2 separate regions of the Homo sapiens genome follow, and region 1 is linked to region 2. The links are chromatin contacts, found by Hi-C or POLR2A ChIA-PET in ENCODE. All regions are on one chromosome and are shown on one strand. Each heading gives the region's core, a stretch centred on a gene start or an enhancer-like site at or near the end of the contact. The rest is flanking DNA. Distances are from core to core; before and after follow the strand shown.

Region 1 (4,328 bases), core at 1,755-4,254, 130 kb before region 2:
CAGGGCTGCGTCCAGTGCTAGCTCCCTCCTGATCGCCTCCTCAGAAGGCCTAGGGGCCCCAGGGAAGCAGACCAGGATGCAGGTCATGTTGTCCAGGCTGCCCTGAAGCCGGTGGAGAAAAAGGAGCCCGGTGGGGGAGAGTCCAAGGCAGAGCTTCCCAACAATCCCCAGGTTCAAGTCCCCCACTTCATTCTACTTATGCCCATTTCTTTCGCGTCCCACCCACCTGCCAATCCTCTCTTACTGGGACCAAACCCGGTCCTAGGCGCTCCCAATTGAGAGAACAATGCCTTTTCCCTAAAGCTCCGCCCGCTCTGATGTTTACCTGCTCTTCCACCTTCCAGCACTAATCAATACTTCCGGCCCGGCTCCTACGACCCAGAATCGCCCCTTTCCAAAAGACCACGCCCTTTCTCTTAAGTCCCTTCCACTAACTCTCCCGTGCCTCAAAGCATCCCTCAGGCTCCGCCCCTGTATTTTGGCCCTGCCCACTTCAGGCCACGCCCTTCGCTTGAGTCCTATCCCCTCCTTTGCTAGCTTTACTCTTGCCTCTCTATCAAAGCCCTCCTCCCCAAAACCCCGAGGCTCTCTCCCTCTGCTGCACCAAGCCCCAAAGGTACCACGCCACGCCCCCAGGACCTTGCACAGACACGTGTCCAACAGCTGCGCGCAGAGAAGCTCTGGGGCCAGGCCCAAGCGGAGGCGTGAAGCCACCAGTCCCGCCAGGGCAGCACCAGACACAGTGTCCCAGACGCCATCAGAGGCCAGGAGCATGAACTCGTCCTCAGCCTGGCGTGCCAGTGCGGCCACCTCTGGCTCCGCAGAAACGAGCTGTAGCTCGGGGGGCCTCCCCGGAGCCTCCTTGTAGGTAAAGTCGCCCAACGCTCGCGACACGGCCAGAGAGCCCTCGACGCGGCGGCGGCGGATGGTGCCGCCAGCGGCGTGGATGCGCTCGCGTTCCCGGGGTCGAAGGGGCCGGTGGTCCTCTGTGCTGAAGGCCACGGCGCCAGCGCGGCTCAGCACCGCGCGGGAGTCACCGCAGTGCGCCAGGTACAGAAACCGCGGGGAGACCAGCAACACCACGGCCGTGCAGCCGCCCGTTTCCACGCGGGGCCAGAGGGAGCGCAGGCGCTCGTCGGCGCTCAAGAAGGCTCGGCGCAGCGCCTCGCGCACGCCCTCGGGCTCGCTAGGCTCCGGGCCCAGCTCCTGGAGCACATGGCCTGGCAAATGGCGTGCACCGAAGCGGGCAGCTCGAGCCCCACCGTGGCCGTCGAGGACGGCAAACAAGGCCCAGCCCGGGGGCAGACCAGGTAACGAAAGCCAAGTGCAGTGAGCATCCTCCATGCGCGCGCGCCAGCCTTGCGCTGCGCTCGCCCCGAAGCGCAGGCCCCCAGACGCCTCGGCACCCCCGTGCGGCCGCTGGGCGCGGCGCGGCGCTGTCAACAGAGACCGAGGCCCTTCGGGGGCCCTGCGCCCCGCCTCCTCCTCCTCCTCTTCCTCCCTCCCCTCCTTCTCCCTCTCCTTTTTCTTGCAAGCGGTCCAGAGGAGACGCTGCAGCTGGCGGGCCAGGACCGCCATCCTTCAGCCCTGGGATCAGGAAGGCTCCACCCTGTACACCTGCCCGCCCCCTCCATTAATCCCCTCCGCTGTGAGATTTTAAACCATCTAAATCTCCTTCCTGTCCTTTGACCTGCTCTTTAGGCGGGTCACTAGAAGGAATTACACTTCTGGGTCTCCTGTTTCCTGCACCTACAAAGCGGGGTTTGGGATCTGAATCAGGAAAAAAAAAGAAAAAAGATAATACTGTACCAGTGGCAAACTATTACATAGTACTAATGTGTCACACACTGTTATACATCATCATCTCCAGTTTACATATGGAAGAAGAAACAGAGTCACAGAAGTAACCGGTGTTCCAGGGAAACTAATTCTAGAATCTGTGTTCTCAACACAACACTCAGTCCAAGCTCCTCCCACCTCAGTGGTACAGCCCCCAGCCTCAAAACCTGTAAATACCATACTTGGCCGGGCGCGGTGGCTCACGCCTATAACCCCAGCACTTAGGGAGGCCGAGGCAGGCGGATCGCTTAAGCCCAGGAGTTTGAGACCAGCCTGGGAAACATAGCGAGACCCCGTCTCTACAAAAATTAACATTTAGCCAGGCGCGGTGGAACACACCTGTGATCCCAGCTACTCAGGAGGCTTAGGTGGGAGGATCACCTGAGCCCGGGAGGTCGAGGCTGCAGTGAGCCGTGATCGTATCACTGCACTCCAGCCTGGGCAACAGAGCGAGACCCTGTCTCAAAAAGATATATATATATATATATATATATATATATATATATATATATACATATTTTTTTTTTCTTTACTGTTTTTAGTTCGACCCCTCCCCTCTGGGGCTTCGCTTATTTTCTCTTCCAGGCCCCGCCCATCCAGGATTCAGGCACACAGCTCCAGACCCTTCTAATTTTCGCAGACCTGGAATCGCCTGGAATCCGACCCCACCCAGTTATATTTGAATAATTCCCTGTTGCTTTAGCCCTGCCCACGTTTGAGCTCCTCCGCGTGCCCCAAAAGTTTCTGAATCGTTTCATTCGGCCCCCTTTCTCGCTCCCTCTGCAAATCTAGGCTCGGACCCTACCTCAGAGCATTAGAATCTTTCCACCCCCTCCTCAATGGCACCCCGAGCACCACCCCAACCCACCCAGGGATCCACGCTCTCATCCTCTCTGCCGTGGCTCGTTCACCATCCTCTCCCAAGTCCCTCGCCAGACTCCAGGCCTCCTTCCCTCTTCCCCTAAAGGCTGCGCCCTCTGCGATCTAGGCCCCGCCCTTCAGGCCGCTTTCCCCTCCTTCCTGGCTCCGTAGCCCACCCTCTTGGTTCCGCCCCTTTAGTAAGAAGGCCACGCCCCTCCGCCTGATCCTCGGCGTTTCCCCGCCCCTCACCCTCCCTCTGGTACCGCCCCGCCCGTCTTCTGGCCCCGCCCCCGGCCGCGCGCTGCAGTGCCTTCCCCACCTCGGCCCCGCCCGCCCCCGCCGAGCCGAGCACCAGGGCGGCGGCGGCGGCGGCGGCGGCGGCGGCGGCTGGAGCAGCCCGGGAGGAGGAGGCGGCGAGAATGGCAGCGGCGTCGTGGGCGCGGCGGAGATGAGCGCCCGCGACCCCGGGCCCAGGGCGGCACAGCCGGAGTGGGCGGGGGTCCCGATGCAGGCCCGAGGGGGGCCATGGGGCAGGTCCTGCCGGTCTTCGCCCACTGCAGTGAGTAGAGGAAGACTGGGGCCTGGTGTGGGCCCCAGAGGTTCAGGTGGGGTACTCCCCGGTGTCCCCTCGGCGCTTGCCCGCAGGAGAGCCGGGATGGGGGGAGGAGGCATAGGAGACAAAGGAAGCTCTCCCCTCCCCCGCGCTCTGGCGGCGACGGGGGTAGCCTGACCCGGAGGACCTGGACGAAACAGGGCGGAGGTGAGGGGGCACTGAGACAGCAGGCGGGGGGCGCGCTGCGCTCTGGGACGTACCGCCCGGCCCCGCCCGGGAGCGAGGACGCGCGCGGGGAGCTGTCCCCTGGCTCTGGTGCTGGCCGCAGCTGGCGGGGAGGGGGTTGAACGGAGGGTAGAGCCAGGATGGAAAACAGGGGTCTGGCTCCCAATCACTTGCCTTCGCATCCCATCCCCGTTTTCTGTCCAAGAGGCAGCCCCGACCTCGCCCAAACTGTCCAACCCTGTCCCGGGAAAACAGCCATCCGTGGTTTGGGGGCAAGGACTCATGGGTTCTTAGCGGTCTTTACCACTGGTTAATGGTAATCCTGGGGAAGACCCACACCATTCCAGGCCTCCTATTCCCCAGCTGAGGAAACGAGGTGAGGGCACAGGGCGTCAGATTTCAATTTCCAAACCGCATTGAGCATCATCTATGTGCAAAGCTCTGAACTAGCTCTAAGGGGCTGGATTCCCAGCTGAAAACGCCTAGCCTCACAATCTCTGAGCTCACAGCTATAACAGTCCATGTCTACCGTTCTCTGTCCCACACATGGGGGTTCTGACAGCTGGGGATTTCAACACCCTTAGATCTAGCCATTTCCATGTCTCGCGTGTCCAGATGCCAAAATTCTAAGAATTGGTGATTTCAGCATTTTCGAGTATCATCCCAACATTCTATGATCTTGTCGTTAACTTCAGATTACAAAGGGAGGACCACCTCGTCTGTCTCTCCCCACCGCCCTTACCTCTCTGTTCTCACCTCCCACTCCTCTCCTCCTCAGTCACTCTTCTCCAGTCATATCTTCGCACCTCTCAGTTCCTCAGATGCCAAGCATGGTGCCTGGCTCAGGGCC
Region 2 (4,296 bases), core at 1,797-4,296:
AGGCTCACGCTTGTAATCCCAGTACTTTGGGAGGCTGAGGGAACAGGATGGCTTGAGCCCAATACCAGCCTGGGCAACATAGCGAGACCCTGTCAATAACAAAATATATTTTCTTCCTGTAGGAGATAGAAAAGTAAACATAAAAAAATTTATGTAAATAAATTAAGCCGGGCACAGTGGCTCACGTCTGTAATCCCACCACTTTGGGAGGCTGAGGTGGGAGAATTGCTTGAGCTCAGGAGTTCAACCAGCCTGGACAACATAGTGAGATACCCTCGTCTCTACAAAAAATTAAAAAAAATTAACCAGGCGTGGTGTCGTGTACCCGCAGTCCCAGCTACTCAGGAGGCTGAGGTGGGAGGATCACTTGAGCCCTGGAGGTCAAGGTGGCAATGAGCCAAATTCACACCACCATACTCCAGGCTGGGACAGAGCAAGACTCTGTCTCCAAAAATACAGCCGGGAAGGGTGGCTCACACCTGTAATCCCAGCACTTTGGGAGGCTGAAGTGGGTGGATCTTTTGAGGTCAGGAGTTTGAGGCCAGCCTGGCCAACATAGTGAAACCCCGTTTCTACTAAAAGTATAAAAATTAGCTGGGCAGTAGTGGTGCGCACCTGTAATCCCAGCTACTAGGGAGGCTGAGGCCAGAGAATTGCTTGAGCCTGGGTGGCAGAGGTTGCGGTGCGCTGAGATTGTGCCACTGTACTCCAGTCTGGGCGAAAGAGTGAGACCTTGTCTCAAAAATAAATAAATTAAGAATTAATTAATTTAAAAAAGAGATTTCGATCTGCCCCTGCCTTCCCCTCCAGCTGCCCTTTCTCTGCTCCCTGTGCTCAACTCAGAGCTCCACCCCCACAGGCTTCCTTTCAGCACTCACAGGCCTCAGCTTTCTTCTGGCCTAGAGCTTTTGTGTATGATGGTCTCTCTCCCTGGAACACCTTTCTCACTTCTCTCATCCATCCCCTCTTGCTGGTTGATCTCTTCTAATTATTTTCTGGCTCTACTCAAACCTCGCTTCTTCCACGAAGCCTTCTCTGATCACTTGGCCAACACTCACACCCCACAGTTGACAGTAGACATCCTGTCATAATAAGTCTTTTTTTTTTTTCTTTTTCTGGGACGGAGTCTTGCTCTGTCACGCAGGCTGGAGTGCAGTGGCGTGATCTTGGCTCACTTCTGCCTCCTGGGTTCAAGCAATTCTCCTGCTTTAGCCTCCCGAGTAGATGGGATTACAGATGCATGCCACTATGCCTGGCTTTTTTTTTTTTTTTTTTTTTTTTAGTAGAGATAGGGTTTCACCATGTTGACCAGGCTGGTCTTGAACTCCTGACCTCGTGATCCATCTGCCTTGGCCTCCCAAAGTGCTGGGATTACAGGCATGAGCCACTGCACCCAGCCCATAATCAATCTTTATGGTGACTTGAAGTTTTCCTTCACAGCACTTTTGTACTTGTGATTATACACGTGCGCACACACACACACACACACACACACACACACATTTGAGATAGGTTTTCACTCCTGTTGCCCAGGCTGGAGTGCAGTGGCACAATCACTGCCCATTGCAACCTCTGCCTCCCAGGCCCAGGTGATTCTCCCACCTCAGCCTCCTGAGTATCTGGGACTACAGGTGCACGCCACCACGCCCAGCTAATTTTTGCATTTTTTGTAGAGACGGGTTTTCACCATGTTGCCCAGGCTGGTCTCTAGCTCCTGAGCTCAAGCAATGTACTCGCCTTGGCCTTCCAAAGTGTTGGAACCACAGGCACGAGCCACCACTCCAGGCTGTAATCATATATTCATTTGTATATTTAATATCTGTTCTTTGAGGCCAGGCCTGGTGCCTCACCCCTGTAATCCCAACAATTTGAAAGGCTGAGGGGAGAGGATCACTTGAACCTGCGAGTTTAACCAGCCTGGGCAACGTGGTGAGACCTCGTCTCTAAAAAAATTTAAAAAATAAAACTTAGCTGGGCTTGGTGGTGCACACCTGTGGTCCCAGCTACTCTGGAAGCTGAGGTGGGAGGATCGCTTGAGCCCAAGAGGTGGAGGCTGCAGTGAGCTGTGACTGTGCCACTGCACTCCAGCCTTGGCGACAGAGAAAGACCCTGTCTCAAGGAAAAAAATCTGTTCTTTGAGGGCAGGTGCTGAGGCTGTCATGGTCACCTTTCTGTTCCCAGGGGCCAGCACAGGATCAGACACATGGTAGATGCCACATAGCTATTTGTTGAAGAAACAAACAAAAGCTAGCATTTATGTTTTATTTATTAGTTATTATTATTAATATTTGAAATGGAGTTTCGCTTTTGTTGCCCAGGCTAGAGTGCGACGGCGCCATCTCTGCTCACTGCAACCTCTGCCTCCCAGGTTCAAGCAATTCTCCTGCTTCAGCCTCCCGAGTAGCTGGGATTACAAGCATTTGCCAGCACGCCCGGCTAATTTTGTATCTTTAGTAGAGACAGGTTTTCTCCATGTTGGTCAGGCTGGTCTTGAACTCCCGACCTCAGGTGATCCACCTGCCTCAGCCTCCCAAAGTGCTGGGATTACAGGCTTGAGCCACCGCGCCCGGCCTGCAAAGCCATTTCTAACTCTTGGGCCCAGAAAGGATCACCAATTTCCCTGTCATTCTCCGTTAGACTATTCGCTACTGAGACGATTTTTTTTTTTTTTTGAGACGAGGTGGAGGGGCGGGGGTTCTCGCTATCTTGCTCAAGCTGATCTCGAACTCCTGGGTTCGATCAATACTCAGACAATCTTGGCAGGCGCAGGAGGACCAAATTCTAGTGAATGAGATCGAGTCTCTCGGCTCTTTCCCTTCCATGTTTTCTTTTTGATTGGCCCTCGACGATCCTCAGTGACGCCTCCCGCACCGCCTCACCCGAGAGTCAGCCGCCCTCGCTTTTCCGTGCGCACGCGCAGTATCCCGATTGGCTCTGCCCTAGCGGATTGACGGGCAGGTTAGCCAATGGTCTCGTAATATAGGTGGAGCGAGCCCTCGAGGATGTCCACGACCCGGCCTCTCGCTGAATATTCATGAGGGAGGCGGGTCGACCCCGCTGCACAGTCCGGCCGGCGCCATGAAGTGAGAAGGGGGCTGGGGGTCGCGCTCGCTAGCGGGCGCGGGGGGTCTTGAAGATGGGGTCATCGGTGGGCGCGCCTGGGTCCCCAAGGGGGCGAGGGGAGGGTGAAGGGGTGGGACGGGGGCAGCCGCAGGGAGCAGCAGTGATAGCGAGGAGACACTGAGGGGGCCCCGAGGCTCCTGAGGACCTGAGGGTTACCGGGGGCGCCGGGCCCGTCACCCTTCTCTGGGCTCGACGACCGGGCACTGTGGAGGCGGGAGAGGGGCTGAGGGGACGGGAACTGACCCAGCAGCCCCTGCCGCCAGGCTCAACGTGGACGGGCTCCTGGTCTACTTCCCGTACGACTACATCTACCCCGAGCAGTTCTCCTACATGCGGGAGCTCAAACGCACGCTGGACGCCAAGGTGGGTGGCCGGTGGGCCCGACCCGCCCACTCGACCGGTGGGGCTGCCACGCCTGGGCCTAAGACAGATTGCAGGACGTCTGGATTTTAGAAGTCCGAGGTCCCTGGGAATCCAGGACCCCATAATCTTCCGTTATCTAAAACAATAATGGTGAATAGGCTGGGCGCGGTGGCTCGCGCCTGTAATCCCAGAGCTTTGGGAGGACGAGGCGGGCGGATCACTTGAGGTCAGGAGTTGGAGACCAGCCTGGCCAACACGGTGAAACCCCGTCTGTACTAAAAATACAAAAATTAGCCAGGTGTGGTGGCGGGCGCCTGTAATCCCACCTACTCGGGAGGCTGAGGCAGGAGGATCGCTTGAGGCCAGGAGTTGGAGGCTGCAGTGAGCCATGATTGTGCCACTGCATTCCAGCCTGGGCAATAGTGACACTTGTCTCTTAAAAAAGAAGGGAGAAAAGTTCACTATATATCAGCTACTGTGCCAAATATTTAACCTGCAATTTCTCACAATCCTCATAGTCATGTTATGAGGAAGGTTTTATTATTAGGCCCATTTTATTTTATTTATTTATTTTTGAGATTGAATTACAGGTGCGCGCCACCACATCTGGCTAATTTTTTGTATTTTTAGTAGAGACGGGGTTTCACCTTGTTGGCCCAGCTGGTCTTGAACTTCTGACCTCAGGTGGTTCACCTGCCTCAGCCTCCCAAAGTGCTGGGATTACAGGTGTGAGCCACCACGCCTGGCTTTAGGCTCATTTTAGAGATAGGGATACTGAGGTCTGGGGAGGTGAAGGTACTTGCCTAAGAC

Evidence for each region. A loop is a pair of places that touch in the nucleus more often than their neighbours do. ChIA-PET counts read pairs that join two places held with the same protein, here RNA polymerase II (POLR2A). Pooled maps may share reads with other maps.
Region 1: a loop to region 2 is called in a pooled map, with 4 times the contacts of the local background. The contact joins the promoter of RTN2 here to the promoter of ERCC2 in region 2. A Hi-C loop is called at or near these places in 2 of 168 maps with a recorded cell type or tissue (CD8-positive, alpha-beta T cell and naive thymus-derived CD4-positive, alpha-beta T cell), 1 of 37 single-sample maps with no recorded cell type and 10 of 50 pooled maps. POLR2A ChIA-PET finds 5 or more read pairs at or near these places in 7 of 52 experiments (GM12878, H1, HCT116 and 4 more).

Annotation. Positions count from the first base shown.
Region 1 is chr19:45,495,723-45,500,050 of GRCh38, reverse strand. It overlaps RTN2 (reticulon 2), which reads left to right and starts at 3,004. Exons shown (of 11, transcript NM_005619.5): 1 at 3,004-3,259. The coding sequence starts at 3,226. It overlaps PPM1N (protein phosphatase, Mg2+/Mn2+ dependent 1N (putative)), which reads right to left and starts at 1,608. Exons shown (of 5, transcript NM_001080401.2): 1 at 640-1,608; 2 at 1-102. The coding sequence starts at 1,578. RefSeq lists silencers at 1,311-1,380, 2,796-3,105.
Region 2 is chr19:45,369,323-45,373,618 of GRCh38, reverse strand. It overlaps ERCC2 (ERCC excision repair 2, TFIIH core complex helicase subunit), which reads left to right and starts at 3,046. Exons shown (of 23, transcript NM_000400.4): 1 at 3,046-3,083; 2 at 3,387-3,486. The coding sequence starts at 3,079. RefSeq lists enhancers at 2,753-2,832, 3,451-4,292.